Linked DNA regions of Homo sapiens: all the other regions are linked to region 2. A link is a loop called in an ENCODE intact Hi-C map of the cell type or tissue named here. Cell type or tissue: PC-3. All regions are shown on one strand.

Region 1 (5,000 bases), 610 kb before region 2:
GATAACCTAATGAATTCTAGGTCGCCCTCTTTTATTTTAATTATTTATTCTTGATTCTTTTATATTTTTTACTTTTATTTGTGTTTGATTTATAAAATGTGTAAAATAATATATTATTTTATTTTTACGGCTCTAGAAATCTATAAGAATTTCTAACAATTATGTTTACATGTTTAAGTATTATTATCATAATACTAATTTAATCCTATGCTAAGAATTTTAAAACTTTTTAAATTTTTAATTATTATGAGTTCAGAATAGTTGTACATACTTATGGGGTGCATGTGATGTTTTGATACAGGCATATAATATGTAATGATCAAATCTGGGTAACTGGGGTATCCATCACCTCAAACTTTTATCATTTCTTTGTTTTGAGTATATTCCAATTCTACTCTTTTAGATATTTTAAAATATACAATAAATTATTGTTAACTATAGTTGCCCTATTGTGCTACCAAACACTAGATCTTATTCCTTCTACCTACTTGTATTTTTGTACTCATTAACCATCCCCACTTTATCCTACCCTGCAACCTCATTACCCTTCCCAGCCTCTGGTAACCATCATTCGGCTCTGTGCCTCAATTAGTTCTCTTTCAAAGGTAATTCAACCAACAGCTCTGAGATTGGACGTCAGTATTTCTTAATGCCTTTAACCTTTAATGCCTTAAAGTTGGGATGACATATATTTCTTGAGTGTGTATATGAGTTGTGGGAAGAATTATGATGGTTAAGGAAATGTTCAAATGGAGGTGAAACAGTGCTCCTTATCTGAGTCCTCTCATGATCTTGGGCTGTTCTGCCTATTTTCACATCTTCTAAAGGGAGGATTAAAGATTTCAAGTAAAAAGCTGAAAGTGTAGGCCAAATAACACCTGATTTGCTGATCTGTGCCTGAGGCCCAAATACATACAGCCTCTAAAACATACAGGAATAAGCTCACCCACGTAATTAAGGGGCTTAGCAGTTTAGGATGGAACAACCCTCTTTCATCGGCTCAGAAACTGACGCAGCTTCCTTTTGCCTCTGATACCAAGTCTAAATTAATTAACATTATTCTCAAAGCTTAGACTATTTGGGTATCAAATCAAATCAAATAATGTCAATTGCATGTGATTCAATGTATAGTTATGTGCTCATCTTATGTTCTTAACATAAGGCTTTTACCAATCAGGCTGACTTGTTCTCTGTTCTCCCAAAACATTTTATTTTAATTCCCATATCTATGTTGAATTAACCGCCCTCTCTTCCTTCAACCTATCAGCTTAATTCTGAAGATTCTTTATGGCCAAATTCCAAACCTTTCCCTCCTACTACTTCATACTGCTCTCTTCTGTCTATAAATTCCTAGAGCAGAGAGCCTGGGGAATTACTGGATCATATGCTGTTTAGTCCTCTAATTATCCCTATCCATAAATTCTTCTCACTGCATTATAATTCCCTAAAGAGAAACATATTTCTTTGGTCTCTATTATAGCACCTAAGGAATCTTTCTTAACATGTAGTATTGAATAGGGAGCTCTAGGTGCAGAAAGAAGAGAGAAAGTATAAGGAAGATATTATCAATATGTCCTAAGATGTTGTCTGTAGGTGAAGACCCTGAGACTGGAGAGTTAGTGACTTGTCCAAGAGCAAGCAGTTAGTGGCCAAGCCCATCATCAGAGGTAAGTCTCCAGGCACCGTAAGTGCGGGCTCTTTCCACTTCAGCGGTTAGACTATTGCATAGTGAATGGCTCAGTTCCTTCTCAGATGGACCTGCCTTATTCTGAGGACCATCTGTCTTCATACCCCCACCTCTCTTCCTGTGTCCCATTCAGAGGAAGAAATGCCAGCTTCTGTTCAAATATCTCTGGTATTTGATTCTAGTCAGAGATTCAGGAAAGGGAGGATCACCACCAGGACAGTGATGGCCAGGGCACACGAGACTCCCCAGAATAAGATACCTTCCCCACTTCTCACTTCTCAAGATATGTGTCTAAAATATATTCCGTCTCTATTGTGTGTATAGTACGGAGGATGACTGAGGACTGACGATATTGCGGAATAGGCTGAACAGTGAAAAAGACAAGAGCGATGATGCTGCCCTCTAGTGGCAGAGTGTAGAAACACAACTCATAAGCAAACACCAAGTTCACATCCTAAAAGAAGCGTCCTTCACCCCAAGAAGTCAGACCACAAAAATAGTTAGAGGTAGAGTTTGAGTTATTTTAAAAAATCTTAGGTTTTAATTTATTAGTACTTTAATCCATTGTTATGGGTAAAATTGTGTCTGTCCCCCACAAATTTCATATTTTGAAGTCCTAACCCCCAGTACCTTAGAAGGTGATCTTATATGGAAATATGATAATTCCAGATCAAATTAGTTAAGATGAGGCCATACTGAAGTAGGGTAGTTTCCAATTTAATATGCCTTATGTCTTTATAAAAAATAAAAATTTGGACACACACACACACACACGTGGAAAACACCATATGGACATAAAGGAAGAGATTGGAGTGATATGTCTACAAGTCAAGGAATGCCGAAGTTTGGCAGCATACTATCAGAAGCTAACTAAGAGGGAGGCATGGAACAGATTCTCTCTAACACCTTGAAAGGGAGCATGGCCCTGACAATACCTTGATCTGGAATTTCTAGCCTCCAGAACTGTGAGACAAATTTCTGTTGTTTAAGCTGCTCCGTTTGTGATACTTTCTTATAGCAACCTTAGCAAACTCAAACAACCCCATTACTTTACATTAGTTTTAAGCTTAATGTTTTTAGATTTCAGAATAAAGCATGGAAAATGGTACACTGAGGGCAATACGGCAAATGCCAGGGATGAAGATATTATCTACCCCAAGTTTTATTACCAGCCATAAAATGCATTATCTTTGTTGAGAAACTTACTGACAACTTGGCTTAGTTATACATTTATACTATTTTATGGGCTCACCAGGTTGGCAAGTGTCCTTAACCAGTATTTTTGTCATTCCAACATTCCTCTGGGAGGCAATGTTTATACTTGTAAATCATTTATTAACTAGTGACTTCTGCATTGTTGTCTTTGGTGTCTTCTAATGTTTTATACGCTTGCTAACTAGATCACAAACTCGTTGAGTATCCTTGAATATCATACATTATTATTAAGCTTTCTGGGGATTATGGGCCTTCATATCCTGTAAAATGCATGGTTCTTATTGCAGAATGGCCCCTGTATTAGTTCTCCAGAGAAACAGAACCAATATACAAATGTAGGCTTGAGGGGAGGATTTTAAGGAATTGGCACAAGTGGCTGTAGAGGCTGACAAGTCCCAAACCTGTGGTACTTTCTTAGAGCAGCCTTAGCAAACTAATACAATCTTATTACTTTAACATTAGTTTTAAGCTTCATGTTTTAGAATTCAAAATAAGGCATGTATTTGAGACAACAGGCTGGGAAGAGTTGATGTTACAGTTCAAGCCCAGAGGAATTCCTTCTTCTTTGGGAAAGGTTAGCCTTTTTTTATTAAGGCCTTCAACTGGGCTGGGCATGGTGGCTCATGTCTGTAATCCCAGCACTTTGGGAGGCCAAGACGGAAGGATTGCTTGAGCTCAGGAATTCGAGACCAGCCTGGCAATATAGGCAGCCTGTGTCAAAAAAAAAAAAAAAAAAAAAAATTAGCCAGTGCCAATAGTCTCAACTACTCGGGAAGCCTGGGCGATTGAAGCTGTGATGAGATGATTGTACCACTGCACTCCAGCCTGGGTGACTGAGTGAAAACTGTGGAAAAATAAAAAAATTAAAAAAAAGGCCTTCAACTGATTGTATAATGATATGGTTTAGATGTGTGACCCCTTCAAATCTCATGTTGAAATGTGATCCCCCATGTTGGAGGTGAGCCTATACGGAGGTATTGGATCAGGGGGCAGATCCCTCATGAATGGCTTAGCACAACCCCCTTGGTGATAGTGAGTTCTCTGAGTGCGTGAGATCTTGTTTCGGAGGGTATCACCTCTCCTGCTGTCACTCTAGCTCCTGCTAGCTCCATGTGACATGCTGGCTCCCTGTCGTCTTCTGTCATGATTGTGAGCTTCCTGAGGCTCTCACCGGAAGCTGAGCAGATGTTGGCACCGTGCTTCTTGTACAGCCTGCAGAACCATGAGTCAATTAAACCTCTTTTCTTTATCAGTTACCCAACCTCAGGTATTCCTTTATAGCAACACAAAAATGGCCCAATACAGATGAGGCCCACCCACATTACCAAGGGTAATTCACTTTACTCAAAGTCTACTGGCTTAAGGCTGGGCAAGAGTAGCTCACACCTGTAAACCCAACACTTTGAGAGGCCGAGGCAGGTGGATCACATGAGGCCAAGAGTTCGAAGCCAGCCTGGCCAACGTGGCAAAACCCTGTCTCTACTAAAAAATACAAAAATTGCTGGGCATGGTGGTGCATGCCTGTAGTCCCAGCTAATCAGATAGCTGAGGCATTAGAATCACTTGAGCTGGGGGCGGAGTTTGCGGTGAGCCGAGATCATGCCACTGCACTCCAGCCTGGGCAATAGAGCGAGAGTCTGTCAAAAAATAAAAAAAATCAAAATCCAAAAAGTCTACTCACTTAAATGTTAAGTGTTAATTCTCATCTATAAAATACTTTCATCTTCATCTCTGATCTAGGAGGACATTCAAGACCCAGGCTCCTTTTGTTTGATCGTTCTACCATTTTTTGAGATGTCCATGTCGGCATTCAAGACTATAGAAGGGGAAAATAGAGTGGCTGGAATTTCTAATGTGATGTGTAATTTCTACTGTGATCTGGAAATCTGGAAGGTGCAATCATCCTTTCTGCCTATTTTCCAATAGCCTAAACTTAGTCATATAACTACACTTTGCTTCAAGGGAGGCTGGAAATAATCGTGACTTGCTTGCAGGCCATTAGCTCCCCTGAAATTAAAGTTCTTTTTTTTTTTTTTAAAGAAGGAAAGGATAGATCGTAGGTTATTTGGTAGTCTCTTCCAAAACACTCAGGCAAATT
Region 2 (5,000 bases):
GGAGCTCAAAGAGAAAGAATGGCTAGAATACTCTAGGCAAAAAGAAAAAGAGGAATATTTTAGTTTGAATAATAAATATGCAAGTTGAAAACATTTGAAAATTACCCCACTTCTTACTTTTATAGAGAAAACAGAGGACATAATCATCATTCACCATAAGGAGCTCATTAAATATGGTCCTATATAAATGATCGTGAAGGTAGTTACTTTTTGAAAAGCTACAGGCTCCACTTTTTCCACAGCCCAAGACCCCAGGGCCTTTGTCCTGTCATCTTTCCTAACATCAGTGACACGTTTTACGTCTAAGTACTTAGAGGTAAAAGTTTTACTTTGTCTCAAATCCTCATAGGCATCAACTTGTAGGCTTAATTGCAACAATGCATTGCGTTACATATAATAACAAGCATGAAATAACATATAGCATATGTCAGCAATATATTCTATACTGAGGCCAAATTCCATAAAAGTCAGTTCTCTGGGGATAGGACTGCACTGTATCTGCCACATGATGTAACACGAATACCTCCAGTTGTGTGTCATCTCCTGAGGAATGTGATATTAATCTTCACTATTTGATGAGTACCCTTCTGAAATGTGTATAATTTTTTTAACTTTTATTTTAGGTTCATGGGTGCATGGGCAGGTTTCTTCCATAGGTAAATTTGTGTCAAGTGGGGTTGTTGTACAGATTATTTCATTACCCAGGTATTAAGCCTAGTACCCATTAGTGATTTTTCCTGATCCTCTCACTCCTTCCACCCTCCACCCTCCGAAAGGGCCCATGGTGTTTTGTTCTGCTCTGTGTGTCCATGTGTTCTCATTATTTAGCTCCTATTTATAAGTGAGAACATGTAGTATAAAACCACATTTTCTTTATCCAGTTATCACAGATGGGCATTGAGGTTGATTCCATGTATTTGCTATGATGAATGGTACTGCAATGAACATACTTGTGTATGTGTCTTCATAATAGAATAATTTATATTCCTTTGGGTATATATCCAGTAATGAGATTGCTGGGTCGAATGGTATTTCTGTCTTCAGGTCTTTGAGGAATTGCCATACTGTCTTCCGCAATGGTTGGACTAATTTATACTCTCACCAACAGTGTATAAGCATTGCTTTTTCTCAACAATCTCACCAGCATCTGTTATCTTTTGACTTTTTAATAATAGCCATCTGACCGGTGTGAGATGGTATCTCATTGAGGTTTTGATTTGCATTTCTTTAATGATCAGTGATGTTGAGCTTTTTTTACATGATTATTTGCCGCATGTATATCTTCTTTTGAAAAGTGTCTTTTCATGTCCTTTGCCTACTTTTTATGGTGCTTTTTTTTTCTTGTAAATTTGTCTAAGTTCCTTATAGATGCTTTGTCAGATGCTGTATCAGTCTATTCTCACACCTATAAGGAACTACCCGAGACTGGGTAATTTATAAAGAAAAGAGGTTTAATTGACTCACAGTTCTGCAGGCTGTACAGGAAGCATGGCTGGGGAGGCCTCAGGAAACTTACAATCGTGGCAGAAAAGCGAAGAGGAAGGCAACACATCTTGCACGGTCAGAGCAGAAGAAAGAGAGTGAAGCGGGAGATAGTACATCAAACAACCAGATCTCATGAGAACTCTATCACGAGACGGCACTAAGGAGATGCTGCTAAACCATCAGAAACCACTCCCATGAGCCAATCCCCTCCCACCAGGCCCCACATCCAACACTGGGGATTGCAATTCCACATAAACTATAAAAACGCCAAGAGTAATTTAAAACTATAAAAAAGCAAGAGTAATTTTAAAAATCCTCATAGAACTTTCAATCTGGAAAGGATCTTGGATACTACCAAGTTCAAACTACACCCTGAGTCCCCAGCCCCCATTTACAGATGAGGCCACCTAGGGCTCAAAACATTAAAGAACTTGCCCAAGGACACATTACTACCAACCCGCAGGACCAGGACTGGTACTATAGTTGTTAAAGTCCTCCCAGTCCGAGACTCTTTCTGCTTTCCTATATATTCCATAATTTAAATACTGATACAGCATCGAGCAGGGGTTAGCAAACTTTTCCTGTGAAGGACAAGACAATACATAATTTAGGCTTTTCAAGCCATATGGTTGCATATGGTCTCAACTACTTAATTCTGCCATTGTAGCATAAGAGCAGCCATAGGCAAAACATAAGCAAATCGGTGTGGTTGTGTTGAAATAAAACTTAATTTGTAAAAACAGGTGGCAAACTAGATTTGGCCTGTGGGCAGCAGTTTGATGATGCCTGGTCTAGAGAAAAAGAACTGTACTTTCTCAGACTTTTGATTCACTTCCTTCCTGTATTACTCAGGCTATGGCATGAGTGAGTGTGGAAGAACAAGGTACATTTTGACCCATCCCCAAAGCTCCTAGAAAAGTTAGAAAACCCTTCCCAACCCATGTCGTAAATCATTAAAATCACATATACGCACATCCCAGAGAGAGAAAGGGTGAAAGGGTAGGGATACAGGCTAACGGGTGAACATTCTGGTAGTTAATCAGCTGCCTCTTCTACTTACTAGCTATTTACTTAATGAGATCAAATCAAGTGGCCAAGCTTCCTTGTTTATTGGTATCTAGGGGACTCATTAACTACCTATAAATCTCTGCTGCTCTCTGGTGGTAGAAGACATTCGAGAGAAGTTGAATACTGTAGAATTCAGCAACTGAGTTCCCAAAATGTTTTGGACACTAAAGAACTAAATGAGTGAGATAGAGTATTTTCAAACTTACTAAACAAAATCATAATTGAATCCTTGAAATATTTCTATGAATGATTTTCCTTCATCATAAATCCTCGTTTTTTTTTTCTATCAGGCCCAAACATCAGTTTTTCTGACAACTGAAGTTTCCATTATTTTTCTTTCTCTAAAGCAGGAGCATCATAACTAATAAACACTGCTCAGAAGAAGCTTTAATTCTTCCAGAACTTTCAGATAACGCACAAAAAGGTGTAGCAGAGAGTCAAAGGAGATTAAGCATCCATGTGGCAGCTGACAGCAAAGGGAATTTTAATGCAAATGACAATTTCAACTCGTGCATGTAGCTGAACATCAGCAGATTTTACTTCTCCTCAGTGCTGGTTTTTTTTTCTAGTGCCTTAATCACACCAGAGAAGCTGAGAACCCCATCTTCAGTTTTCTTGTCACTGAAAACTGCGCTTCAGGGATGGGTTGACATTCTACACCAGGAGACTAGTCAGACCACTATTTTCATATCAGTCAGTGTATGGCTCCTGGTGGCTCAAGCCAAACTTGGGTGGAGAGGTTCCAAAAACCGGAGGTAAGGAAGAGTAGGAACAAATGAGCTTGAATCTTTTATGGGCCCAGGGGCTGTGCCTATCTTACCCGCTGTGGTTAATACATTCCAGCTCCTGGAACAGAGACTAATACATTGCAGGGACTAATATGCTTTTACTAAGTGAGTGAGGAAATAATTGAATGAAACACTAGTGTTTATGAGAGTGGTTTATAGGCTATATAGCACCCTATAAGTAATCATTGCATTCATACTAGAAGTAGCAAAGGAGTGAATTACAAATCAAGAGATAATGGCAGGAAATAGCACATCTAATACGGAAAGAAGTTCTTTCCAAACCCACAATTTCATGTCTCCTTTCTCAGTATCACAGCATCACAAAACTTAGGGATTAGAAAGGATTTTAACACTTTCGTTGTCCAAACTTCCACTGACGCTCTTTATTCAGAGTTCCACAATATTACCACCAAATGGTAGTCACCCACCCTCTGCTCAGACACTTCCGGAGACAGGAACTCAATGTCTGCAAAGACACTTTGTATTTTGGATGGGGAAGGGAAGTTGAAGCAGTAGGGAAGTGTTGGAAAAGGAGATTCCAGAGTTGTGCTGTTCAATAGGTCGTCACTATCCACCTGTGACTATTGAGCACTTGATATGTGGCTAGTCCAAACCGAGGTGTGTTGTGATTTTTGAAACCTTAATACAAAAAAAGATGTAGAATATCATTAATTCCTTATAATGATTACATTGTGAAATCATAATAGCTTGTATCCACTAAGACAAATATTTTATTAAAATTAATTTCACTTTTTTCCGTTTACCTTTTTAATGTGGTACTAGAACATTTAAAAGTATGTATATGGCTCACATTATATTTCTACTGGGTGGCATGGGTCGAGAGAACACATTTTGTCTTTCTTTCAATTCAGCAAAACAAATAAAATGTCTTTAGGAGACACTAATATGGAAACTCTGGTCTGCTTTGAGTATGAAAATCAAAATCCCTACTCAATAATTTGAATCCTGTCCCCTCTGTTATGGTGCTTGTGTCTGTGTCTGTTCTTGGCTGTGAAATGGAAAAAATATTTTCTTCTTTTCCTTATCTCTACAGAGAGTCATAGACTCATCATGAGCCTCTCATAATGACAGTCTCTTATTGTCCTGGAAACAGTGTACAAGGAGAGCTGCCTCAGCTCAGTGAAAGGAATGGTTTTTTTTTTTTTTTTAATTATACTTTAAGTTTTAGGGTACATGTGCACAATGTGCAGGTTAGTTACATATGTATACATGTGCCATGCTGGTGTGCTGCACCCACTAACTCGTCATTTAGCATTAGGAGATATACCTAATCTCCCCCCTCCCCCCACCCCTCCCCCCTCCCCCCACCCCACAACAGTCCCCAGAGTGTGATGTTCCCCTTCCTGTGTCCATGTGTTCTCATTGTTCAATTCCCATCTATGAGTGAGAACATGTGGTGTTTGGTTTTTTGTCCTTGCGATAGTTTACTGAGAATGATGATTTCCAATTTCATCCATGTCCCTACAAAGGACATGAACTCATCATTTTTTATGGCTGCGTAGTATTCCATGGTGTATATGTGCCACATTTTCTTAATCCAGTCTATCATTGTTGGACATTTGGGTTGGTTCCAAGTCTTTGCTATTGTGAATAGTGCCACAATAAACATACGTGTGCATGTGTCTTTATAGCAGCATG
Region 3 (5,000 bases), 200 kb before region 2:
ACCCATTGTAGGACAAACAGTGCACCTATGCCTGGAGCACAGTTTGAAAAAGATGACTTCAGCTAAAAGGTCCTCAATAGCTTTCCAATAAAGAAAAAACATAATATTAAAAACAAGACTTGCCATTTCTTTTATCATTATTATAATTTGATGTTTTTTTCCAAATTACCAAAACTACAAATATTTTTTAAATAAACAACAAAAGTTTTGTGGCCATTTTCGACAACTATGTTTTTTTTTCTTTCCCATTATAAATAAAGAAAAATTGTGTCAAGAGATTTGTGTCTAGTGATTGCAACACGATAATTAAAGCACTGGGATTGTCCAGAAGTTTGCAGTAACAAAGTTGCACCTATATCATCCCTATGCAATGAATAAAAAGTAAAATAAAAGTCTTCTGTAGGTATTAAGACTGAGAAAACCCCCAGACTCTTCTCAAATGATATGTTACTGTTAAATATTCCATTAGTAGGTACAATTAACTCTGAATGCTTGTGGCTCATAATTGATTTATTTAAATCACAGTTTTATTGTGATCAAGGAGCAAAACTCTTGGTAGAAAAAGATCTAAGAGTGCTTGTTTTTTATTTTTCTTTAATTATTTGATCAGAGTTGAGAAAGTTTACTTAGTCTTTTTTATTGCTGTTCACATTATCGTGTGAAATATCAACTAGCCAACCGCTTCAGCCTTCACATGCTGGATTCAAGTTTCACTTTACCCACCGAGGAAAGAACAGTTTTCACTTGGGACAAGATGATCCTGGGGCAGACTACCCAGAGAGAGGACCTAGGGATGATCTTTTGGATATTCTGACACTAGCAACCTTTCTTTCTGACTTTAGGCACACCAGGTTCTTGACAAGCCTGCAGCTCTGCATTACTTCTGATGTTTTCCATCATGACTGTATGGTAAATTCCAGCCTGTTTTTCACAATCCTGCTGACTACAGCAGTCTGCAACCATAAAAAGCCTTCACAGACCTAGAGTTGGCTTAGAGAAGTGCCTCTGCAGAGAAACAAAAGTACATGCAACATTTATGTTCAGAGACAGGAGAGAGGCAACAGCCTCTTGTTTTGGTTTCTGATGGGCTCAAAGGGTTGTTTTTAGGGTCAAAATTTAGAAATTTTAATTTTCTTCTGATAACATTTGTAAACAAAATACCAACACTAAAATGAGAGCAATTTAGCCAAGAAAGGGGGGAGTGTCCTGTCCAACAGCTCAAGCCCTCTTCCAAACTCCACTGGAGGGACGTGTCTGCAAATCAGCACATGACCGTACTTTGGTCTGACCTGCCTAGACTCCCTCAGCTTCCTGGTCAACAGGTATGTTTGAGGTTCACACCAAAGATTCAAGGTTTCAGAACCAGCTTCTTTTGAATCTTAAGCTAGTACTGATTCAGTCTCTGGGGAGGAGGATAAAAACACCAAACAACTCTTTCTAACAGACTATAATATCCATTTACACAATATGATTCAATACACAAGCACTATAGTTAGAAAGTATACAGTTCAAGCTCTGATGAACAGCTGCTCAATGTAATAAGTTTGTTTTCATTTTTGCAATAAAGAGCTGTAATTGAAAAGTAAATAACAGGAGGGGAAAGTAAAAGTTTAAGAGACCCCTTCACACATTTGAACTTTGAATCTCTGCAGAATAACTCTATTCCCCCCGTATGGTAAAGCAGATCATATTTAAAATCAACATTTAAAAACATCTATATCTTAATATTATTTTTAAAACATAAAACATCAGGCTACTTGCCTTTTGGCAATTTCTGTGCATTTCCCAGGGCTAGTGTAATACTTCCACAGAGAAGTAGACACCCCAAACTGGAGAGCATGTTGCATTTGCCACCTCGCATGGGGAATGATGCTGGTGGGTGCCTCGCAACCCTGGAGCTGCATTTAAGTGGACTGTCTCCCAGTGACAGAGGCGGGCGGCTGCACTTAGCTGTGCCGTGGGCTTACTCACAGGGGGTGGAGACAAGATGACATCACACCCTTTCCCACACACACCAAAAAAAAAAAAAAAAAAGCACAACAGCAAAAACATATCATCACATTTCTTTCTTTCTGCTAAGTTGTAACTGTGTCTCTTCCTTCTGTGATATAAAAATTCAAATTATGGCAGATCTGTATTTGTGAAAGAAGAAGTATTTAGGCAGTTTTGAAACATTTGATAAACTATTTTAAAGAATCCAGAAACAATGTACTAAAAGCTATCAAAATGTTAAAAATATAAAATAAAACCTTATTAAGAAGGAAACTTTTTAATTATCCAGTAAACCAACCCAATTCTTTTAAATGGGAGTAAACTCATAAAGATATATTTTGAGCCATTCTGTAGTTCCTGTATTATGAGAAACATTTAAGAGTAAGTCTTTGGCTACAAAGCTATACATTACGTTATAATATATATGTGTATACACATATATTCAACAGATGTAGATGTAGAGACGTAGAGAGAGCACTATTACTATGTGAGCCTCAACTGTGGACTGAGTTCTGTAATCGAGTCTTTACCTACTTTACTGTATTTTAATCTTCCCAGTGCCTCTGCAGGAGATATGGCATTATCCCCATTTTGCCATTAAGAAAAGCTGAGGAAAAAAGGTTAAGTGTCCTGACAATGCTAGTATATTCTACTGCTTAATAACGGATGCCACTTACTAATGAATTGTCCTTGAGCAAACTTCATCTCTATATTATCAATATTGATGACATTTAAATGCTTGCTCCGTGTTAGGCACTGATCGAATCAGTTTACACATGTTAAGACATTTATTCCTCAAAACGGTCTATGAGGCAGGCATTGTCATCATCCCCATTTTACAGATAGATAAACTGGGCACAGAGAGGTCAAGTGAAAGTCCAAGGTCACAGTGTTGGCATTTTAAGCAGCCCATTTAACTATAGTGCTTCCAGTCTTAATTACTACATTTTAGATTCTAAAATAAAGATGACAGTATCAATTTCTTACATTTGCTAGCAGTTTTTCGAAAGTAGTTGCCATAGAGCCTGACACACAGGAAACATTTACTAAATGGCAGTCACTGGAAACAATAATAATGAAAATGATAAGCCCCCAGTTAAGTAGAACTATAATTCTAACCTGGGCATATTTACCTCTGAAGTCCACATGTGTATCCTTTCCCCCTACATCACTTTGGTCAAAATATATAGACGCATGGGTGGAATGGCTGGGTTAATAAAGCACTTTAAACCTTGTTGGTATATTTATACTGACTCTTTGAAAATCGCTTACCTCATTGGGGTGCTGTAGCTGAACCAAAAACAGTAAGAGAAAAATTAAATAACACTGGTCAAATGAAATTCTAGTTAGAAAACTTATCAAAAAGAAAAAAGAAGAAAAAATGGAAGAGACAGCCCCGTCTTCCAAATAAAGTGTGAGAAGGCACCTTGTTAAAGTCATTTAGAGTTGGCTGGGTCTAAGCTCTCACCATAGGAATGCTCTGGCAGTGACTACAGGAGGCACTGGCTTATTTAACAGGTCTTTTTCATCTCTGATTTTTTACTTGAATAAGCAGTTCCCTCAATCGGGGTTAGGACATTTATCCAGCTGGCACTGCTGGTTCTGCTCCTATATGTCATTGCCATCACATTAAGCCAGTGAGACCACTGTGTTAGCAGGAAATGACAGGTTTTCTGAGGGGAACAAACCCAGCAGAAATATTGTAAAGAAGGCTGGTTCTTCAAAACATTTATGAGGGGCTGGTGCAAGAGTTAGGAATTGACCTCTGCTTGGCCAGCAGGAATTCAGGAATTGGCCTCTGCATGGCCAGCAGGCAAAGTCAAATCCACCTTAGCAATCATTATTTGCAGTTTTGCAACTGACTGTAGGCTAATTAAATGAAGCACAATCTCTAATTATTGTGTCAGAAATAAAAAATGGTTGCATTATCTTAGCTAGTAGGACACTTGAACATTCAGTGAGGATGTTGAAAGTATTAGGGCTCTCCTCAGACTAGGGAGGAGTAACACTACAGAAAGCAACTGTGCCTCTTTTGCTACTGTCTCTAGTGCCTAGAATATAAGAATACAATAAGTACATGATGAGTAAGTGTCAAATGAAACAGAATTCATCAATTCCTCCCAATAACCTAAGGGTTAGTTCTAGATTATGTCAGAGAACACTTGAGTATGACCTAGAATGTGCAGTTGTTGGGAGATAATTTTGCAAGGGTAACTAATGTTTCCGCACATCCTATGAGCAGAGGCACTAACTCCCTATGTTCCAGAATATCTTGTAAAGAATATTTGCACATAAAATATCCTTGGAAGATAGAAATTTGTGTTCTGTTCCATATAATAAAGGTAACATCTCCCTCTGGGGCAATGTGAATACATGATCACTTCCCATTATAAAATATTTAAGTTCTCTAAGCTTGTCATTCCTCTTCTGTAAAACAACCCATGGCATGTGTACATATCACCTGTACCTCTTTGTGTTGTCCTGTGAGAATTTGGGCTCCTAGAACTAGTGCAAATGCTGATATTCAGGCTACTGCTATTGCTGTAATAAACTGTCCTTTCCTTTGTCTTTGACCCAGGTGTTTTGTGTCTCCTGCCAGCCTCTATGAACTGCATGTTAGCTTGCAGATAGGATAAAAATCTCAGATCTTTCACAGTTCTTGAAAATAGTATTGGCCCGCGTTAAAATATTTTATTAAATCATGCTTTAGTATAGTGCATTTTGTGTAATACCTACACTGAAGTCTATTATAAGAATCAGCCATGAAACCCCCTATTGTACATAGTAAGAGTGTTGCTAGACATTGCTTACTACATCATATAGTACCTCCTAAAAAATAACAACCCTGGAGAAAACGTCTGACTGCTGTGTCAAATATGAAAAGTTGTGGCTATTTTTCCAGAGCAACTGTATTTATTTTTTGACATTGTAACCAGGTTTCTCTTTCTGTGTTGACTGGTAGAAAATTAGAGCCAAATACATCCCCCACCCATATTAAGTGTATAGGT
Region 4 (5,000 bases), 190 kb after region 2:
GATTGCCATATGATCCAGCACTTCTACTTCTGGATATATACCCAAAAGAACTTAAAGGAGAGATACAAACACACACTGAACACCCATGTTCATAATGGCATTACACACAATAGCCAAAATGTAGAAGCAACACCACTATCTATCAACAGATGAATAGAACAAAATTTAGTTGATACATAAAATGGAATATAGTCAGCCTTAAAAAGGAAGAACATTCTGACACATGCTGCAACATAGATGAACTTTTAAGACACTATGCTAAGCGAGATAAGTCAGTTAGCAAAGGACAAATACTGTGATTCCACTTATTTAAGGTACTTAGGGTCATGAAATAAATCATAGAAACTGAAAGTAGAATGGTGGCTGTCAGGGTTTAGGGGGAGAGAGGAATGAGGAGTTCCTGTTTCATAGATACAGAGTTTCAGTTTGGTAAAAATGAAAAAAGTTCTGAAAATGAATGGTGGTAATGGTTGTACAATAATGTGAATGTACTTAAAATAGATTAAAGTCCCTATTATTCAAAATGAGAACACAGATACTAATTAACTTTGGACTTTGATAGGTCTATCAAGTATATTATAATTTATAGAAAACTATTTAAAAATAGAAAGAGTCTAAATCTTCTAGAACGTAAAGCAAACCACCGCCCCCCCCCCCACACACACACACAAAACAAAACATAACTAATTTTTAAAATACAAGAATGGGTGGGGCACAGTGGTGCACACCTATAGTGTGCTACTTCGAAGGCTGACTTGAGGCCAGGAGTTCAAGGCTGTAGTGCACTATAATCATGCCTGTAAATAGCCACTGCACTCCAGCCTGGGCAACATAGCAAGACCTATCTCTAAAAAAAAAAAAAATACAAGAAAGGAAAAAAAGTCAAGCAGACCAAATAAAAAGCATAAAGAAAAATAGTAGTATAAAATATAAACAGACTATGCCTTATAGTTAAAAATAAATGTAGACTGAATGTAAAAAGAGAAGTATCCAGATACATACTATTTACTGGCAACACATATAAAATGAAAATGTCCAAAGGAGCATTGTTTATGAGAGAAAAAAAACTGGATACAATCCAAACTCCATCAATAAAAAGTAGGTAGATCTATTTTTAATATTAATACAATAAATACATAAGTAAAACTGGATGATCTCTAGCTCTATGCATCAACATGAATGAATCTCACAAAAATGTTAGGCAAAAAAAATGCATGCCATGTAATACATATTGTTCAGTAACCTGAATCATTTTTCTAAAGTTCACAATTATATAAAACTTAAAATTCAGAAAAGTGGTTAATTCTAAGGCGAATGCATGGGAATGGGACAGAATGGGCAAAGTGGGGAACACAGAAGGCTTCGGTGATGCTGATAATAGTCTATTTTTTAATAGAAGGTGAACATTTGGGTGTTTATTTTAACATTATGTTTTTTAACTTAAATGCATCTCATATATATTAGACCTGTGTTATAGTTCTACCTCTGCCACTTAATCTCTTTGAACCTCAAAAAGTTTCCACATTTATAAAATAGAAATATTAACTGCTCTCCTATCTATCTCATAGGCCTAAAGTAAAGATTAATATCAAAAGAGGATAGTGTGAAATGAATAAAAATAACACTATTTTTCATGATTATAATCATTTAATCCAGAAAAATATTTAGATGAAAGCATATCAAAATATTATCAATGCTTATTATTGAGGAATGGATTATGGGTAATATCAATTTCATACTTTTCTATATATCTCTTAATATAAATATGCATTATTGTTCAAATTAGGAAAAAGTTTAAATGTTTACATAAATTACATATAGATAATAATGAAATATTATTTTGAAAAGAGTGATAACCATATAATGCAAATGTTCAAGAGTTAACCGTGCAAATGAGTATCATTATTAGTAATTTTATTCAAAACTGACTAATGTTTCTAGCATAAAGGAGTTGAACTTAGGATATATGCACTATTTGTATCAGTGTTTTTCAAATTGCTAGTCAGAAGAAAATTTATGACATAAAACATAGAAGAGAAATTTTAAGTTAACAGGGGAAAATGATCTCAAAATAGAGTATCTTCTTTAGTGTTTATGTGGATTATTGTCATTACCAAATTACCAAAGGAAAGCTTAAAAAGAAAATCAACTGACATGAATATAGGAAACTATGACAGAGCTGGAATACATTAATAAAAATGAAACCTCCTCCACTTCCATTTAAAAGCTTTGGGCTCCCTCTGTTGGAAGTCTATATTAGAGTCTTGCAATTTAAAATAGCAATTTGATCCCTTTCACTCAAGGCTAATTACCAATCCCTGCTGAGTGGCTAGCTACAATAAAACCTTTATTACTTTTGTAAAACATAATTTTATGAAATATTTTTCTTCTTTTTTTTATTTTTAGGTACAGGGTCTCACTCTGTCACCCATGCTGGAGTGCAGTGGCTTGATCATCGCTCATTGTAACCTCTAACTCCTGGGCTCAAGCAACCTTCCAGCTTCAGCTTTCTTAGTAGATAGGACTACAGGCACACAGTACTGCACCTGACTAATTCTTTTTTTAAAAGTTTTTTGTAGAGACAGGGTCTTGCTATGCTTCCCAGGCTGATCTTGAACTCCTGACCTCAAGCCATCCTCCTATCTTGGCCTCCCAAAGCACTGAGATTACAGGTATGAGTCACCACACCCAAGCCTATTTTCTAATACAATTCGGTATATATTATTTGGAAATTAAATTAGACTTCTTTACATTAGCAGTTATAAAGTATTTCTAAAAATCCCAATGGGAAGTAAAATTTAAAAATACTAAAACATTCTGCTCAGTCTGACCTAAAAGGGAGTTCTTAATAAATATTTATAATGGAAGGGCAAAAAAAGAATCAGAACTTCAATTAGGAAAGTAATCTACAGACTTGTTCAGGAATTGATAGCTCATCTAAAGCAGTACAAATGAGAACAGTAGCTGGCTGACTTATCTCCATATTTGGGGTTAAAGAGGTCTTGCCAGGGATAAGCCAAAACACAGGAATTAAACACTAACATATTTTGCAAAATAAACTAAAAGTCTTCTATATCAAAGATACTATAAAGAAAGTGTAGTATAGCAAACTTGAAAAACAATTTACAATACATATTACAAAGAGTCAATACCTTTAATGAGAGTTTTTAAAATGAATAAGAGATGAGCACCCTAATAAGGACAAATACTAACAGAAACTCATATAAGAAATTTTTTAAAACATATTCACTAAAAATGATTAAGTTTGGATAATTGTCCCTGACCAAATCTCATAGTGAACTATATCCCCATGCTAGAGGTGAGGCCTGGTGAGAGGTGTTTAGGTCATGGGAGCAGATCCTTCAGGGCTTGGTGCCGTCTTCATGATAAGTGAGTGAGTTCTTGCTACATCTGGTTAAGAGTGTGTAGCAGCCTCCCCACTCTTTCTCTTGCTCCTGCTTTCACCATGTGATGTGCCTGCTCCCCCTTTGCTTTCCACTGATGGCAGCAGCAGCAGCCCATCTGGAGCAGCTGCTGCAAAGAGGCCGGCTGCAGTGGGGGAGGCACAGCCGGGACTGCAAATTCCACAGAGCTGGTGGGAGCTGGGAACAGGCAGAAGCCCCACCCTCCTTCCAAGTTGGAGGGGCGGGAGTCCTGCCTTCCCCAGCACTGCTGCAGCCACATAGCCACAGCTGCAAACCTGGGCATTCCTGTACTCTAAGGAGCCCAGGAAGGCCCCCATGCCCCCGCACACTCAGAAGTGTCTGCTCCCACTGCCCAGCCTCTCCACTCTCAGTGCCCACTCCAATTCTAGAGCAAAGTTGAGGCCAAGGCGAGGCACTGTCACAACCTGGCCAGGTGTACACATGCTCGGGTACACGCCAGCCCCCTGCCACCTCAGCCCCCTCTGGACTTTGGGGGCCAATGAGCACAGGAGGGAAGGGGATGCTGAGGGCAGCTCAGTGTGGGCCTGCAGGCACCCCTCAGCATGAACTGCCTGGGCACTGGGGATAGGAGGTTGATGGCAGTGGGAGGCAGACCAGTTCCTGGGCAGAAAGGGGAGTGTCCCCAGTGAAGCCCCTCCTTCAGGCCTGGGACAGCCTGAAGTCTGGGGCCCAGGCTCCCAGTTCCGTGGACCAGAGTGACAACTTATGGTGCTTTCTCCAGGCTGAGCCATGGCTGCCTATGGACCAATAAGCGTGCACTTCCTACCCTCCAAAGGCCATAAAAACCCCTGGACTCAGCCAGACTTGGGCAGATATCAGGACTACCTGCCTGCAGAGAGAAGCTACCCACTGTGGGTCCCCTCTCAGCTGAGAGCTGTATACTCGACAGGATCACCTGCCTGCAAATAGGAGCTATCCACTTCAGGTCTCCTGAGAGCTGTACTGTCACTCAATAAAACACCACTTTACCTTACTCACCCTCCAGTTGTCCACATACCTAATTCTTCCTGAACACAGGACAAGAATTCAGGACTTGCCAAGTGGCAGGACTGGAAGAGCTATAATACAAACAGGGCTAAAAAGGGTGCTACACACTCTTGCCACGTTGCGGGTGACTAGAAGAAGAGAAGACAGAAGGAAAGAAGAGCTGTGGCCCTTAAGGGAGCCCACCTAAGAGTTCCCCTAGCCAGGGCTGTGACACCCTCTTTGGGGCTCTGCAGTTCCTGGTGTCTCCAAGCTTCTGGGCACCACCTCAATCCCCAGTGCCAGCAGTGGAAGCCACTTGCAGTACGACTGGTCCAACTGCAGTCTTGTGGGAAGCCAGCACCCGTGCCAGCACCTGGAGCTGCCCGTCCCACCACAGCCGACATGCCTGGCTGTGCACAGTGGCCAGACCCAGCACTCACTCGCTCACACACCCCTCGCCACTCTGCACCTGGCTCGCCGTTGGCAGGTATGGAATCCGGGCCAGTAGTGGGAGCCAAGCACAGCCTGCCAGGCCAAGTGGGCAGAACAAGCCCAGCAGACCCAAGTAAAACTCAGGCAAAGAGGTCA
Region 5 (5,000 bases), 160 kb before region 2:
AGAAATGCAGATTCAATTCCTTGTAAGGAGGGTCTCCAGGTTGGGGAAAGGTGTGTCACCAAGTCACCTCAGCACGAGTATCTTAAATCTCTTCTTCACTCAGATTCCCTGTTCATCAATAATTATTCTGATTGTAATTTGATTTTCCTTTTCCAAGTCATTTTTCCTACCCTGTTTCCTCAAGTGAGTAACAGAACTCTGAGACGTTTGATCTTTTCATTTATAAATGTGTATCTGTGTGTGTGTGTGTGTGTGCGTGTGTGTGTGTGTGTTTAAATCATACACACAGTAGCAAAAGTCAATTCTGTGTGAGTCTGGCAGCATGAGGCAGCTGTCTCTAGACACCAATGCTTCCAGCCCAGCACACTATACAAAGACCATTGCTGAAACGCATTCTACGTAATGACAAAACGATCTGTAGACAATCCCTGGCAATGCCTTTCAAAACTTCCCTGCAACTGAGTACACATAAAGAAGTAAATCTGGACATAAATATATGTATTTGATCAAAAGGAAAAGATCCCAAGCAACTGCCATCTGCACATGCATCTCTCTCTCATTGATATTGAGGATGCTTTAGAATTAATATGTAGTCTAGGGAATCTCTCCTCTCTGCTTTCCCATGGAAATAGATACTTCCCGTGAAAACAGAGCCACTCCCTCTTTGGGGGAGAGGGAGTGGCTTCAGCTGTTAGCTTCTCTCTAAATCTCATCAAGTTCTACACCTTGCCATTGCTGCCTTTCTCACAACAATCATTCTGCTTGCACAGGATCAATTTCACCTTAGGACAGAATCACCAAATCTGAGTAATTATTGAACATTGTGGTCACTAATAGTTGACCCTAGAACACAGAGAGTTTTAAAAGTACACCAGAGGAAGCTATTTTATAATGCAACAGAAGTGCCGCTCACTTAACTTGGATAATTGAGGAGATAACTTTCATAATGCCCTAAAGATTGATATCCATGTTTTGTTTCACCCCCCAATTAAATGTATGTAACTATTTGTAAAGGGAGGAGAGAAAGTGAGAACAAAAGCAAGATCAAATGGGCAAACAGACGTCAAAGAAAATATGTACTTCCGCCAAAATTTGGGATTATAGTATCCCTCATCTAGGTGGCAGGTTTTGTTGCTACTGAGAGAATATGGTAAAGCTCTCCTTTTCCACTGAAGGTTCCCAAAGGCCTAGTATGATGAGCTGGGAGCCTGGCCTTAGCTGGTAGCACCTGCTACATACTCAGAATTTTCTAGTCTTTTTTTTTTTTTTTTTTTTTGCATCTGACAAAGGTCCAATATCTATCATCTATAAAGAATTAAATCAACAAACAAAAAACAACCCCATTAAAAAGTGGGAAAGGGACATGAACAGATAGTTTTCAAAAGAAGACATACAAGGGACCAACAAGCAAAGAAAAAATGCTCAGCATCACTAATCATTAGAGAACTGTACACCGAAACCACAGTGAGACACCATCTCACACCAGTCAGCATGGCTATGTTAAAAAGTCAAAAAATAACAGATGCTGGCGAGGTTGCAGAGAAAAGGGAATGTTTATACACTGCTGGTGGGAATGCAAATTAGTTTGGCCATTGTGAAAAGCAGTTTGGTGATTTCTCAAAAAACTCAAAGCAAAATTAACATTCAACCCAGCAATCTCATTATTGAGTATATGCCCAAAGAAATAAAAATCATTCTACCAAAAGGACACATGTACATGTATGTGCATCACAACACTATTAACAATAGCAAAGACACGGAATCAATCTAAATGCTCATCAATGGTGGACTGGAAAAAAAATGTGTTGCATATGCACCATGGAATACTACACAGCCATAAAAAATAATGATATCGGCCAGGCGTGGTGGCTCATGCCTGTAATCCCAGAACTTTGGGAGGCTGAGGCAGGTGGATCACCTGAGGTCGGGAGTCCGAGACCAGCCTGACCAACATGGAGAAACCCCGTCTCTACTAAAAATACAAAATTAGCCGGGTGTGGTGGCACATGCCTGTAATCCCAGCTACTCAGGAGGCTTAGACAGGAGAATCTCTTGAACCTGGGAGGTGGAGGTTGCAGTGAGCTGAGATCATGCCATTGCACTCCAGCCTAGGCAACAAGAGCGAAACTCCATCTCAAAAAAAAAAAGAAAAGATATCAAGTCCTTTGAAGCAACATGGATGAAGCTGGAGGCCAGTATCCTAAGCGAATTAACGCAGGAACAGAGCCCTCACTTATAAGTAGGAGCTGAACACTGAGTACACATAGACACAAAAAAAGGAACAACAGACACTGGGACCTACTTGATAGTGGAGAGAGAAAGGAGGGTGAGGATCAAAAATCTACCTATCAGGTACTATGCTTATTACCTGGGTGGCAAAATAATCTGTCCACCAAACCCCTGTGACATGCAATTTACCTATATAACAAACCTGCACATGTACCCCTGAACATAAAATAAAAGTTAAAAATCTAAGTGATTTTTTTTCTATTTGGCCTATAACACGTCCATCAGAAAACAGAATTACACTGATTTTTCCCTCTACATGTGTGTAACAAAATCTTTTAGGAATGTAAAAATCCAATGTCTCCCCCCCACCAATATTTTAGGATAAAATAGAAGCATTGAGAAAATGTGTCATACTTAACTGTAGTTTTGTGAATTTCAGAGCAGAAAGTAGGAGCTAAGTCAATTAGCACAACAGACAAATGTGAAGAAGAGAAAGAATAAAGTATAGCTAGATATAACACAGAAGAAAATCACTGAAATTTAATGTCAGTTATTTTATGCAACTCATTGTGCTCTTCCCACAGATACTGTCAGATCAAGGAGAAAAATAACAGAGTCACATCACTTCCTAAAAAAATAGTCCAATGTCTTGAATAATCAGAGATTCAGCATTCAGCTTCTAAGGAAGGATTGACTCTTCCTGATTCCTTGGGGATTAGTCTTAGTAACCACAGACAGAAGAACTCATAGCAATGAGCCAGGAAGAAATTTTTAAAATATTTTATTCTAGAACACACAAAAAGTGCAGCAGTGATCTCATGCTCATGGAATTCACTGGTCTTGCCACATTCCACACCATCCCGAAGCTGCTGGCTTGATAGGATGGTGGAATGGCCTTTTGAACACTCAGTTATAATACCAGTTAGATGGCAATACCTTGCAAGGCTTGTACAAGGCCCTCTGTATATGCTCTGAATCAGCATCCAATATATGGTGCTCTTTCTCTCAGAGCCAGAAGTCACAGGTCCAGGTAGCAAGGGGTGGAGATGGGAGAGGCACCATTTCCTATTTACACATAGTAACTCACAAACAAAATGTATGCTTCCTGTTCATTAGACTTTATGCTCTGTTGGCTTAGACGTCTTAGTCCCAGAGGTAAGAATACTTCCACCAGGAGATACAACAATACTTCCATTAAACTAGAAGTTAAGACTGCCACTTTGGGCTCCTCATGCCTCTGAGTCAACAGCCAAGAAGGGAGTTATGATGTTGGCTGGGGTGATTGATCCTGACTACCAAGGGTAAATAGGACTACTACTCCGCAATAGAAGGAAGAGAAGTCTGAAATACAGAAGATCCCTTAGGGCATCTTTTAGTATTACCATGCCCTGTGATTAACGTCAAGGAGAAACTACAACTACCCAATCCAGGCAGGATTACAAATGACCCAGACTGGTCAGGAATTAAGTTTTCGGTCACCCCACAGGTAAAGAGCCACAATGAGCTGAGGTCCTTGCTGAAGGCAAAGAAAATGCAGAATGGGTAGTAGCAGAAGGTAGTTATAAATACCAGTTACAACTACATGACCAGTTACAGAAATGAGAATTGTAATTTCATGAGTGTTTCCTCCTCATCTTGTTATGAATATATTTGGGTGTACATAGATATATATTAAGCAAACATATTTCCTTTATTTCTAATCTTATTTCCTTATCACATAACATGATATGTATTAACTTTATATCAGTATTTAACTATTGTTATTTTTACATCATAGTATTAAAGTGTAACTTGTAGGATATATGTGTATATATATGTAATTTTATATATACATACATATACATATGTAATTTTACATCATAGTATTCAAGCATAACTTGTAGGATATATGTGTGTGTGTGTGTGTGTGTGTGTGTGTGTGTGTATGTAACTTGTACATAGTATTCAAGTGTAACCTGTAGGATATCAGAAGAGAAAATGTCACTGAAAGACTTTACCTTCTCTTCTGAGGAAAGGATTAGTATTCCTTGTGTACGCAGGATCCTCGTATCCTGGTAGGTGGCATTACGGCCTGGTTTTTGTCTTTATTTGAAGGTTAGGAATGGTTTAAGGAGATTCATATGGGTGCCAAGCTTACAAGGAGTTAATTGTGATGGTTGATTTTATGTGTCAACTTGACTGAGCTAAGGAATACCCAGATTGCTGGCAAAACATTATTTCCCGGTGTGTCTGTGAGGGTGTTTCTGGAAGAGATTAGCATTTGAATAGGCAAACTGAGTAAAGAAGATTGCACTCACTAAGGTGGGTGGAGGTAATCCAATATGTAAATGGAACGTAAATATGGAAGAAGGGTGAATTTGCTTTTTTTCTTTGTTGGAACTGAGACATCCAAGTTCCTCTGCCTTTGGACATATATAATCCTGGTTCTCAGGCCTTCAGACTCAGACTGGGACTTACACCACCAGCTCCCTTTTTTCTCAGGCCTTTCGACTTGGAAGGAATTATACTACCAGCTTTCCTGGTTCTGCGCCTTGCATATGACAGACTGTGGGTCTTCTCAACCTCTATAATCACATAGGCCAATTCCTATAATAAATTTCCCCATATATATCTATATTATTGTGGGGATTCTTGGCCCCCATAATCACATAAGGCAATTCCTATAATAAATTTCGTCTTCCATATATCTATCTGTCTATCTATCTATCTGTCTATCTATCTATCATCTGTCTATCCTATTGGTTTTATTTCTCTGAGGAACCCTGACTAAT
Region 6 (5,000 bases), 460 kb before region 2:
ATTTTTCTCACAGCTTTGTATGTTGAATTATAGTAGGAAAAACTGTATGCATAGCTAGGATACTTTTGTAGTTCTTCAGGTGTGATGTGGTAAAAATGTGGCTTATTAGAATAATGAATGTGGCAGTGGGAAGGAGGGATAAAATATTACAAACATGGAATGAATATTAACTGTAATAAATTACATATAAGGGAGGAAAGAGGAGCCAAAGTAATAAATATATATATTTAGGCTAATAACAGTGTCTTTTGTGGGAAGAATGTGTGTATTTATCTACATAGATATAAATTTAAGTAAAATGGTGGTAGATAGAAACCATCATCCATTTTATTTTGGCAATCATCAGTCTCTCTTGCATTACCACTATTATATCCTAGTTTAGGTTCTTATTAATACTTGGACTGTCAGCTGTCAACTGTGCCTAATACTGTGGTAAGTTCTGGGGATACATCAGAGCAGAAGATAGAGGTTTGCCCTTAGAGAAATTAGTCTGCTGATAATAGCAAGTACTTATATGGAACTTTCTGAGTAGTAGTCACTTTTATAAGCTTTTGCTGTATAATTCCTTTTATAAGCCCATGCTATAAGCTCTTGTAAACTCATAATCCTCACAATAACCTTATCAAGTAGGAATTAGTATATCCTTTGTACAGATGAGGAAACTGAGGCACAGAAAGAGATTATGTAACATGTCCAGAGTTACACAGCTAGTGAGTGACAGCACTAGGATTTGAACCTGGGTAGTCTAGCTCCAAAACCTATGCTTTTAACCACTCTTCTGCATTGCCAAAGCAGAAAGAATTTAAAGGAATAAGACATATTTACATTGTCCTCAGAATATCTTTTTTGACTGTCACAGCATTGGAACTGTAATATATTCTCTCCATTCATTTCTGTGTTCATTATTTTGTAAGAATTATAGTGGCTCCATATGTAAGTTAGAGTGCTAGGCCTTGTTCGGCAGACAAAAAGAATCAACAGTCAGGAGCCCGGCCAAAAGAGTGCAGAGTCTTTAAGAGGGAAAGTGAGAGCTATTCAGAAATGCAAAGTAGAAGTCAGTATGAGTTAACAAAAGTAAACTAGATAGAAGTTCACTAGTAGAAAAAGTATTCATGAGTCAAGAAGGCTTACTAGAAGTGTGGAATTATAATTGGATTTTAAATAATGTTATATTTAAATATGTGAATGTTATATTTAAATATATGGGATCTAGTGGGAGAGAAATAGAGGTCAAAAAAATATTAGCTATGTTATGGGAGTAGGGAGAAGGTTAGTTTAGCTGAAAGGGAGGCATGTGAGAAGAGAAATTGTGAGAAATAATGTTTGGACCCTTAATGCCAAACTAGGAGGTTGAACTTAATTTATGGTCAGTGAAGACCCCTTGAAGAATGAAGTGACAATTTTGGTTCCTGTGCAGAATACATTGCTTGGAGTAGGGGGATATTGGCATTGCAGACATGAGTTTTGATTTTTGCAGGGAGAGGTTAAGACTCAGGAATATAGTACTCTACACTTTATAAGGAAGGAGTTCCAGTTGTAGCTTTGGATTAAGAGATTGGAGCAAAGGAAAAAATAAAGTACATACATTTAATGTAAAAAGGCGTATTTGTGGTTATATACTTATTCTATAGTACTTTTAGTATCTTTTAACCAAACTTATTCCTTGAGCTTGCTGGGGGAAGGCCTTGTGTTGGATACTAAACTGACTTTTTTTTGACTATCCAGGGCCACCCAGTGCTCCTGCAGAAGATCGTTCAGGAACACCCGACAGCATTGCTTCCTCCTCCTCAGCAGCTCACCCACCAGGCGTTCAGCCACAGCAGCCACCATATACAGGAGCTCAGACTCAAGCAGGTCAGATTGAAGGTAAAATAGAGTTTAGAACACATGTTTGGGAAAGTACATGTGTAGAAGTGTTTATTACAGCATTGTTGTAAACACTTCATGTATTTAGTCATGCCTTAAACACAGGAAAAATTTTGATTTACTGACATGATTTGATGTTAAAAAACCAAATAGAACAATATGTCAGGTATGTTTCCAATTATTGGAATGAAAAAAATACCTCAAAAAAGTGTTTCTATGAATATAGATACAGAGTGAAAGACCAGTCATTAGTCAGTGGTGACCCTTGGAGGGGAGGATAGTGAAGTTCAGACTGGTGATTTCACACTTTATTTTGTGTTATAGATGCTATTTTATCTCCCTCCTTTCTTCAACATCTGTGCATGATTTTTCTAATTTAAAAAAGATTTCTGAATAGAGGTAAAGGATAACTTTAGTTGTAGTGGGTTTTTTTTGTTAAGATTAGTAGCCTTTTATAATTTTGTAAATTTAGCAATATGTCTTTAATGGAAAAAAAGCAGTGTATTTTAAGTCAGACTTTTTCTTCTGAAATAATCTGTCCTTGGATATGCAGTTTAGTCTCTCTGGGTTTTGATATTCTTTCACTGTAAAATGTGAAAACTGGACTGAACCCAGTGGTTTCAAAAGAATGTCTTTAGTTCTGAATGAAATATAACCTGAAAGCTCCATATTTAAAATAGGGGATTGAAGGGCAACAGACTTCACACAGCAGGCACTAAGGTGCCTCATTGAAAACCTTGGAGTTCTGCAGAATGTGACTAAGTACTTAACTAATCTCTAGGGTGCCTTCCAGATAATGAAGTGTGATTTTTGTATTGTCTATGTGTGTTGGGACCTTTAAAGCCGCATTCCACTTCAAAACAAACACCAGGTGGTGCTCTAACTATTTGTTTAACGGGTCAGATAGTGGTATAATGTATTTCCAGCCCCAGAAGCAAGTGATTAAGGTTATCAATTACATTAAAACAAAAACAAAACATAGGCTAAAATGAACTGACCACTTTTGGAATAGAATCCTATCATCCTGTGGTGATACTTTCAGAGTTACCTGGCTAGGTGTGGTGCCTCACGCCTATAATCCCAGCACTTTGGGAGGCCGAGCCAGGAGGATCACTTGAGCCCAGGAGTTTGAGACTAGGCTGGGTGACATAGTGAGACCCTGTCCCTACAAAATAAAAAAAGATTTAAAAAAATTAGCCAGGTGCTATGGCATGTGCCTATAGTTCCAGCTACTTGGGAAGCTGAAGTGGGAGGATTGTTTGCATTGTTGAATTGAAGTGGGTGGTCTAGGCTGCAGTGAGCTGTATCACTCCACTGCACTCCAGCCTGGGCAACAGAACGAGACCCTGTCTCAAAAACAAACAAAGCCAAAAAAAAAAAAATCCACAGAGTTGTCTGTTGGATGAACACCAGTCATTATGGACTAGCAGGTGACATTTTGCTGATGAATCAGTGGTTTGCGAAGAATTTCTTATTGCTTAAGCCTTTTCTCAACCAACTTTAATTAACTCCTCCTCTGCACCAAAATGCTACTGCCAAAACTAGAACAAACTAGAACTAAAGCAGATGTCAGCTGAAATGGACAAAAGCAGAGTATAGGTATGATGAGAGTTTAATGCCTACATCAAGCGAACTAAAGATTTGTTTTTAAATAAATCCCATTTTAAGCAGTGTATACTGTGATACAATGACAGTTGGAAGGATCATTGTACCAAATAATGTTTGCTGTTTATGTATAAATAAATGGGAATTAAGGCGCTACTAGCAATATCTAAACATTCTATGAAGTGTTTAATTGAGCATTTTCAAATAAGTAAAATTTTAAAAATGCGAAAGGACATACAGTGAAAATTCTCTCTCCCACCTCTGTCCACAGCAACCAAATTCCTTTTTTCAGAGGTAGCAGATTAACACTGTTTATATGCATTTAATTTTTAGAGTAGTATTGTATGCCTTGCTGCAATTAACTGTTAGCTTACATTAAAACATACAGTATGAAAATTGTACAATTAATATGTGACATCATTTAAACTATTAATAACTGATCTAATTCTAGATCAGTGCTGTCCAAAAGAATTACGATAGAAGCCACATGTAGTTTTTCTATTTAGCAGCATTAGAAAAATGTTTAAGAAAAGGTAAAATTAATTTTATTTAGCCTAATGTATCCAACGTGTACTCACTATTAAAAAGTTAATTTTTTTGGTACTGTGTATTGGAAGTCTGGGATTTGACACTGATTTGGAACACTTCAAACAACAAACAACATATCACATTTCAAACAAGCCACATTTCAGGTGCTCAATAGCCACATGTAGCTAGTGATTATTTTAAGAGCACAGCTTTAGATAAATATAGTCGTTATTTATAGATTCCCAGCATGAATTATAGGCTACTTTTACTTTTTGTTGTATAATGAGTCTTTGACATTGTCAGTTATTTAGATCAACTACTGGTTATAATTTGAGCAGAATTACCAACATAAAATGTATTACTTATAATTTGTTAACATAGCAATCTCTTACAATGTGTTAATAGTCCATACTAAAATTAAGAATTCTGAGTTGTTACTTAACTCCCATAAAAGGGACTTTGGAACTGTGAATTTTATTCCAAATAAATGTAGTCTTAATATGTTTTTCAGTTAAAAGGATCAACAAGATATTGAGCATCATTAAAAAAAAACCAAAAGGGATAATGTTACTCTTTTTCATATAAAGCCAGTGCCTGTTACAGGAAGACTATGTGATGTTGCCAGAAATGTAACTGGTAAGGAGAAGAACGCTAAAAATCATCAGAGATCGGGAGATATTGCTGTTTGACAGCCTAAAAAAATGAAAAAGCATATAATTAAAATCTTTAAAATCATATGCCAATATAATGAAAAGCTGAGTAGCCTTTATTATGTAAATATTGAAACATACATAGAATAATCAACTCTTCATGTAGTCATGTGGCTTCAACACTTACCAATATTTTGGCATTCTTTTTTCATCATTTTTTCCCCACTGCACCCCTTTTAATTTGCTGGAGTAGTTTAAATCAAATTATGAACAGCTTATTATACTCAGGTATTTCAGTATATATGTCCAACTGATAATCTTCTTTTTAATATAACCACCATGCTGTTACTT

What was found. Peaks named below come from ENCODE experiments on the same cell type or tissue, not always from the same donor. Only the 100,000 strongest peaks of a DNase experiment are listed, where the experiment ranks them.
Region 1: it touches region 2 in a loop (8-fold over the local background); 8 of 110 quality-filtered maps call a loop at or near these places.
Region 3: a loop joins it to region 2, with 6 times the contacts of the local background. A loop is called at or near these places in 4 of 110 quality-filtered maps.
Region 4: a loop joins it to region 2, with 12 times the contacts of the local background. A loop is called at or near these places in 10 of 110 quality-filtered maps.
Region 5: it touches region 2 in a loop (7-fold over the local background); 3 of 110 quality-filtered maps call a loop at or near these places.
Region 6: a loop joins it to region 2, with 7 times the contacts of the local background. A loop is called at or near these places in 18 of 110 quality-filtered maps.

The regions. Positions count from the first base shown.
Region 1 is chr3:100,588,654-100,593,653 of GRCh38, forward strand. No RefSeq gene overlaps it. Among named protein-coding and RNA genes, the nearest start is that of ADGRG7, 18 kb to the right of the region's middle. RefSeq lists a silencer at 2,021-2,180. In PC-3, CTCF peaks have their summits at 2,096 (motif pointing left), 2,299, 3,025 and 3,256; a DNase peak (open chromatin) is centred at 2,068; H3K4me3 peaks cover 273 bases.
Region 2 is chr3:101,193,664-101,198,663 of GRCh38, forward strand. No RefSeq gene overlaps it. Among named protein-coding and RNA genes, the nearest start is that of IMPG2, 120 kb to the right of the region's middle. RefSeq lists an enhancer at 4,676-5,000. In PC-3, CTCF peaks have their summits at 2,660 (motif pointing left) and 2,860; DNase peaks (open chromatin) are centred at 518 and 2,478; H3K27ac peaks cover 2,420 bases.
Region 3 is chr3:100,991,545-100,996,544 of GRCh38, forward strand. It overlaps ABI3BP (ABI family member 3 binding protein), which reads right to left and starts at 1,877. Exons shown (of 68, transcript NM_001375547.2): 1 at 1,762-1,877. The coding sequence starts at 1,840. In PC-3, no CTCF peak of the experiment used is centred here; DNase peaks (open chromatin) are centred at 967 and 1,957; H3K4me3 peaks cover 2,238 bases; H3K27ac peaks cover 1,440 bases.
Region 4 is chr3:101,379,790-101,384,789 of GRCh38, forward strand. All of the region lies in intron 6 of SENP7 (SUMO specific peptidase 7), which reads right to left. Among named protein-coding and RNA genes, the nearest start is that of IMPG2, 62 kb to the left of the region's middle. In PC-3, a CTCF peak has its summit at 2,244 (motif pointing left); a DNase peak (open chromatin) is centred at 2,242.
Region 5 is chr3:101,033,399-101,038,398 of GRCh38, forward strand. No RefSeq gene overlaps it. Among named protein-coding and RNA genes, the nearest start is that of ABI3BP, 42 kb to the left of the region's middle. In PC-3, no CTCF peak of the experiment used is centred here; DNase peaks (open chromatin) are centred at 3,043 and 3,493; H3K4me3 peaks cover 733 bases; H3K27ac peaks cover 1,918 bases.
Region 6 is chr3:100,734,851-100,739,850 of GRCh38, forward strand. TFG (trafficking from ER to golgi regulator) reads left to right here. Exons shown (of 8, transcript NM_006070.6): 6 at 1,726-1,866. Among named protein-coding and RNA genes, the nearest start is that of TFG, 28 kb to the left of the region's middle. RefSeq lists an enhancer at 2,357-3,234. In PC-3, CTCF peaks have their summits at 2,737 (motif pointing right) and 2,939; no DNase peak of the experiment used is centred here.